Linked DNA regions of Homo sapiens: region 1 is linked to region 2. The links are chromatin loops, found by intact Hi-C in ENCODE. Cell type or tissue: CD4-positive, alpha-beta T cell. All regions are shown on one strand. Links, peaks and the distances in the headings refer to the core of each region. The heading gives the core; the rest is flanking DNA. Region 1 overlaps IL34 (interleukin 34). Region 2 overlaps WWP2 (WW domain containing E3 ubiquitin protein ligase 2).

Region 1 (2,911 bases), core at 263-2,762, 860 kb after region 2:
AGAGATTTGGTAGTCATGCTATGAACACAGATAGTGTTGAGTCATGCTGTTTTTAAGCTTCACTAAGCATATCTAATTGTTCTCATAGCACAGCCACATCTTTGACAATGTGATTTTTATTGGCTACATGCATTATTATGGAACGTCTAGGCCATTTCCAGATTTTCACTGTTATAAAATAAATGCTGCTCTGTACATCTTTGTTCATAATTTATTGGTTATATCTTTTTTGCTTTTCTTCCAATTTATTCCTAGAAGTGTATTTACTGGGTGAAAGAGTATAGACATTTTTAAGGCTTAGTGGTTTGAAGGGTGCGGATACTACTAAATCGATTAATAACAGAAATTGCTAAATTGCTTTCCAGGACAGCACTTGTCTCACTACTTGGCCAACATCAAGTAGTAATTGTTAAAACGAAATGAGCTGGGTGTATGACCGGGCATGGTGGCTCGTGCCTGTAAATCCAGCACTTTGGGAGGCAGAGGCAGGGAGATCAACTTGAGGTCAGGAGTTTGAGAACAGCCTGGCCAACATGGTGAAACCCCATCTCTACTAAAAATACAAAATATTGGCCGGGTGTAGTAGCCCCTGCTTGTAATCCCAGCTACTTGGGAGGCTGAGGCCTGAGGCACGAGAATTGCTTGAGCCTGGGAGGTGGAGGTTACGGTGAGCTGAGATTGTGCCACTGTACTCTAGCCTGGGTGACAGAGAAAGATTCTGTCTAAAAAAGAAAAAGCTGGGAAGCTGGGTGTAGTGGCACATGCCTCTCATCCCAGCTACTCAGGAGGCCACGATGGAAGGACCGCTTGACACTAGGAGTTTCAGACAAGCCTGGGCAACATAGCAAAACCCTGTCTCAAAAAAAAAAAAAAAAAGCCCCAACAACCCAAAACCACAAACACAAAAACTTTTTCATTTGAATAAAATGGGCCAGGCACAGTGGCTCACACCTATAATCCCAGCACTTTGGGAGGCTGAGGCAGGAGAATTGCTTGAGCTCAGGAGTTCGAGGCAAGTCTGGCCAACATGGCGATACCAGGTCTCTACAAAAAATACAAAAATTAGCAGGCGTAGTAGCATGCAACTGTAGTCCTAGCTACTCTGGAGGCTGAGGCAGAAGGATCGCTTGAGTCTGGGAGTTCTAGGATGCAATGAGCCATGATCCCACTACTGCACTCCAGCCAGGGTGACCAAAAAAAAGAAAAAGAAAAATTATATCTGATTGTTTTAATGTGAATTTATTTATCTAGTTAGTGAGTCTGATATTTTGGGTAGTTGCTGGCCTACTTCTGTTTTATTCTTTCTGCTCTGATGGACTTAACCTTTATTCATATTTGTTGCGAATTCTCTCCTTTTTTTCTGTTCAGTCACATGGAAATCGTATAGGCTGTTTTTGGAGTCACAGTGACCCCCAGTGGCAAAGGATGGTAATGTTTCAGCGGCTCGTTTGTTGCAGGAAGAGAGGCAGCCAAGTATGAGATCTGCTTAACGTCCTAGAATGACCAGACTGGAAGGCGCTACAGACCCGCTGGCATAGTTAGCTGGGAGGGACACTAAGATCAGATAGAGCAGGAAGGAAAGTGGTGTGGGGCGTGGGTGACTGAAGAGTCATTTTATCAAGTTGAAACCAGAATCCAGGATGATTCGATCTCCTGAATGCCGGGCTGGAAAACCCAGCAACGAGCTTTGAAAACATATCACCCGGACACCAGGGGCAGAGGCTGTTCTGGGCGGGAGGTTGTGCCTGCCCCACGGAGCGACAGAAGCGGGGAGACCAGACGTCGACCCTGAGGCGTGCCTCCTGGGGGGCTCCAGTGGCCGGCATGGGGTGGGTGTGGACTCTCTGCACTGCTAGTGCCTGCCTGACCTTGCTGTTCTGGAGCCAGACCCCAGGGAAAGCATTCCAGATCCCGTGCCCCCCACCACACCTTTCCCATTGGTGCTTGTCTCCTATGCAAATGGATGATGGTTGTGCTCGGCTTTGCGTGTTGTGGACGGCGTGGATGAGATGGAGGGTGCTCATGTGCTCTTGTCGGGTGTGGTCCACAGATCTTGGGATCTTCCTTGGCGTGGCCTTGGGGAATGAGCCTTTGGAGATGTGGCCCTTGACGCAGAATGAGGAGTGCACTGTCACGGGTTTTCTGCGGGACAAGCTGCAGTACAGGAGCCGACTTCAGTACATGGTAACCACGTGGGCACCAGCTGTGTCCCTGTCCCCGCGTCCCGGGGTTCACCTGGCATAGGCCTCTGGACATTCAGAGCCCTTCTTAGGACCTGTGTCAGCCCTGAGCCGACCATGGCCTGTTTCTCTGCCTTTCTCCGAAACCTACCCATGCACCTGGTCTGCACTTACTGACCCTCCTCCTGCCATCTCCTGGGGCCTCCACCCCTCCTCCTCGATCTCACTTTAATCCCACCTCCATGATGGCAGTCACCATATGACTCAGGAATGGACACCTGGAGCTCTTTGACAAACCCCAGGCACTTATTAGCCAGGGAGCTAAAGACCTAGAAATCGGAATATTTGGTTCTTTTTGCAGAGTGGAGATGTCTGTGTGGCTCTATGTATCTTTTTTTTTTTTTGAGACGGAGTCTTGGTCTGTCACCAGGCTGGAGTGCAGTGGCTCAATCTTGGCTCACTGCAACCTCCACCTCCCCGGTTCCAGTGATTCTCCTGCCTCAGCCTCCCGAGTAGCTGGGACTACAGGTGCGCGCCACCATGCCCAGCTAATTTTTGCAATTTTAGTAGAGACGGGGTTTCACCATGTTAGTCAGGATGGTCTCCATCTCTTGACCTCGTGATCCGCCTGCCTCAGCCTCCCAAAGTGCTGGGATTACAGGCGTGAGCCACTGCGCCCGGCCCTTTTTTTTTCTTTTTAATTTTTTAACTTTTCCTAAAAATCCTTTTCT
Region 2 (2,911 bases), core at 105-2,604:
GTATACAGTATTTATTGTTCTATTTCAATTTTTCTATAGATTGGAAACTTAAAAATAGGAGGTTTTTTTTTTTTTTTTTTTTTTTTTTGTGAGAGTCTCTCTCCATCACCCAGGCTGGAGTGTGGTCTCAGCTCACTGTAGCCTCCGCCTCCTGGGTTCAAACAGTTCTCATGCCTCAGCCTCCTGAGTAGCTGGGACTACTGTTGTGCCCCACCACGCCCAGCTAGTTTTTGTATTTTTGGTAGAGACAGGGTTTAGCCATGTTGCCCAGGCTGGTCTCAAACTCCTGGCCTCAAGTGATCTGCCTGCCTCGGCCTCCCAAAGAGCTGGGATTACAGGCGTGAGCCACCATGCCCTGCTTCAAAATAAGAGTACTAAATGCCAGTATGATCCTAGATTGGGGCCTGGACCAGAACAAATTTTTTTTTCTTTCTTTTTTTTTTTGCGATGATGGGCATCGATAGGACAATTGGCAAAATACGAATAAAGTCTGTAAATTAAATATTAGTATTATAAAAAGTTAAATGTCCTGATTTTGATAATTGTGCTATTGGTTATGTTAAAAAATGTGTTTGTTGGGAAATACACCCAGAAATATTTAGGAGTAAAGGGGCACAATGTCTAGAGCTTACTCTCAGAGTTTCAGGAAAAAGTGTGTATGTGTATGAGCGCAGATACTTCTCAACTTACAGTGGGGTTACGTCCTGAAAAACCCATCATAAGTTGAACATATCGCAAGTTGAAAATGCATCTGATACTCCTAATCTGCCGAGCATCATAGCTTAGCCTAGCCTACCTTAAATGTGCTCAGGACACTTCGATATCCCGCAGCTAGGCAAGATCATCTGGTGAAGGGGTACACGGCAGAGTATCAATTGTTTGCCCCTGTGATCACGTGGCTGACTGGTGTTGCGGCTCACTGCCGCTGCCCAGTAGTACCGCATATGACTATTCTGCGAAAAGACCAAAATTCAAAATTTAAAATACAGTTTTTACTGAATGCATATCGCTTTCGCACCCCTGTAAAGTCAAACGTCCTAAGTAATGCACCATTTGTAGTCCCTATTTTTTAAAGGCATGTAGATTCATGCTCTTACCACCAGGTGGCCTCAGTTAACCTTGGTCCGTGTGTAAATCACTGCACCTCATTTTTCTACCCTGGGCCATGCCTCAGTACCACAAACCTTTGTCCCTAGTACTGTTCCCTTGTCGCTTCTGAATCTTAGCCACAGCTGATTTTTTATCTGTTGTCTTCCTCCCTTCTGTTCCTTTGGGGCCAGAGGAAGATAGTTACTGCTATAAAAAATCTGAAGGTGAATTTGGCCTTTGCCAAGTTGTAGACACCATTGTAGGACTGTCACCTTTCAGAAGAGTCTGGGAGGGAGGGATTTGCTTATACTCAAACAGGGAAGCTCAGGCTAGGATAGACTTGCCATTACAGGCAAGGGAGCATCAGTTGTATCTCTGATTTGGGGCAGGATGGGAGACGTCTAGATGTGTTTTACCCTAGCGACCTGGCGTTTCCACCAGGGGTAATATACACTAGGATGTCTGTCTAGCTCCTCGGTGTGATGCTTGTGTAGCTTTGTACTCCATGAGTCTTTGGCTTGCTGGTCCCAAACGAACATCAGAATTGTTGCCACATGAAGGCTATGAGCGGAAGAAGAAATGTAGATGACTAACGACACATGGCAAAAATATTCAACCTTGCTGGTAATCGAAGAACAGCAATAGAACAAATAAGTAAAGTTCAATAATAATATGCAGCATGATGTGGAATCAGACCGGCCGGGTGCACAGTCTGGCTTGTAGCTCCCTGGCTATGTAGAGTGGGAGAGTGACCTTGCCTCTCAAGCCTGTTTTCTCCTGGGTAAAATGGGGTGATGATATATTCCCTGCCTCATGGGTTTGTTGTGAGGATTCAGTTAGAAAATGTATGCACATGGCAGAGGGTCTTTAATAAGTACTCATAAAATCTTAAATATTATCTTTATTTATTTCAGTTAAAATTTATAAATTGGCCAGGTGCGGTGGCTCACGCCTGTAATCCCAGCACTTTGGGAGGCCAAGGTAGGCAGATCATCTGAGGTCAGGAGTTTGAGACCAGCCTGGCCAACATGGTGAAACCCTGTCTCTACTAAAAATACAAAAATTAGCCAGGCACGGTGGCGGGCGCCTGTAATCCCAGCTACTCAGGAGGCTAAGGCAGGAGAATTGCTTAACCTGGGAGGCAGAGGTTGCAGTGAGCCGAGATTGTGGCATTACACTCCAGCCTGGGCAACAAGAGCCAAACTCTATCTCAGAAAAAAAAAAAAAATTATAAATTTTGTTATGTTCCCAGGCTGGTCTTGAACTCCTGGGCTGAAGCAGCCCTCCCACCTTGGCCTCCCAAAGTGCTGGGATTCCAGGCATGAGCCGCCACGCCCGGCCTTAGCTGTTGTCTTTACACCATGCGTTTTTAACCCATGGATTTGCAAAAAGTGAACAAGCATATCCCTTAGCACTCTGTGATGTCTGGTAAAATGAATATTCTCCTGTAGCACTGATGGGAGGCTACATGGGTTTACCTTTCTTGGAAAGGAATGGGCAGTTTTAAGAACTTTAAAAAGTGTTCGTATCCTTTGGAGGAATACTCAAGAAAGGCATGCAGATGTATATGTTCACGGTAATTTCCCCAGAGCGAACAATTGCAAGCAGTCTATTCGACAATGAAAGAATAGTTAACATATACCTATTATGGGCTTGTATTGCAGTCATTTAAGAGTGACTTATGGGGGTGAAGAATTTTTAAAGAATTGAATAAATAAAAGATGAAAATCTGGAAGGCAATTTACCAACGATAAATTGGTGATGATGATCACTGGCAGTTATCCCAGTGGTTTCAGGTTAGGGATTTTTTTTTTTTTTTTAC

What was found. A loop is a pair of places that touch in the nucleus more often than their neighbours do. Peaks named below come from ENCODE experiments on the same cell type or tissue, not always from the same donor. Only the 100,000 strongest peaks of a DNase experiment are listed, where the experiment ranks them.
Region 1: a loop joins it to region 2, with 25 times the contacts of the local background. A loop is called at or near these places in 3 of 110 quality-filtered maps.

Annotation. Positions count from the first base shown.
Region 1 is chr16:70,652,488-70,655,398 of GRCh38, forward strand. It overlaps IL34 (interleukin 34), which reads left to right. Exons shown (of 6, transcript NM_001393494.1): 2 at 2,051-2,184. Among named protein-coding and RNA genes, the nearest start is that of IL34, 7.4 kb to the left of the region's middle. In CD4-positive, alpha-beta T cell, for the core only: a CTCF peak has its summit at 1,400 (motif pointing left); a DNase peak (open chromatin) is centred at 1,414.
Region 2 is chr16:69,795,588-69,798,498 of GRCh38, forward strand. All of the region lies in intron 2 of WWP2 (WW domain containing E3 ubiquitin protein ligase 2), which reads left to right. Among named protein-coding and RNA genes, the nearest start is that of WWP2, 35 kb to the left of the region's middle. In CD4-positive, alpha-beta T cell, for the core only: CTCF peaks have their summits at 1,080 (motif pointing right) and 1,280; a DNase peak (open chromatin) is centred at 1,124.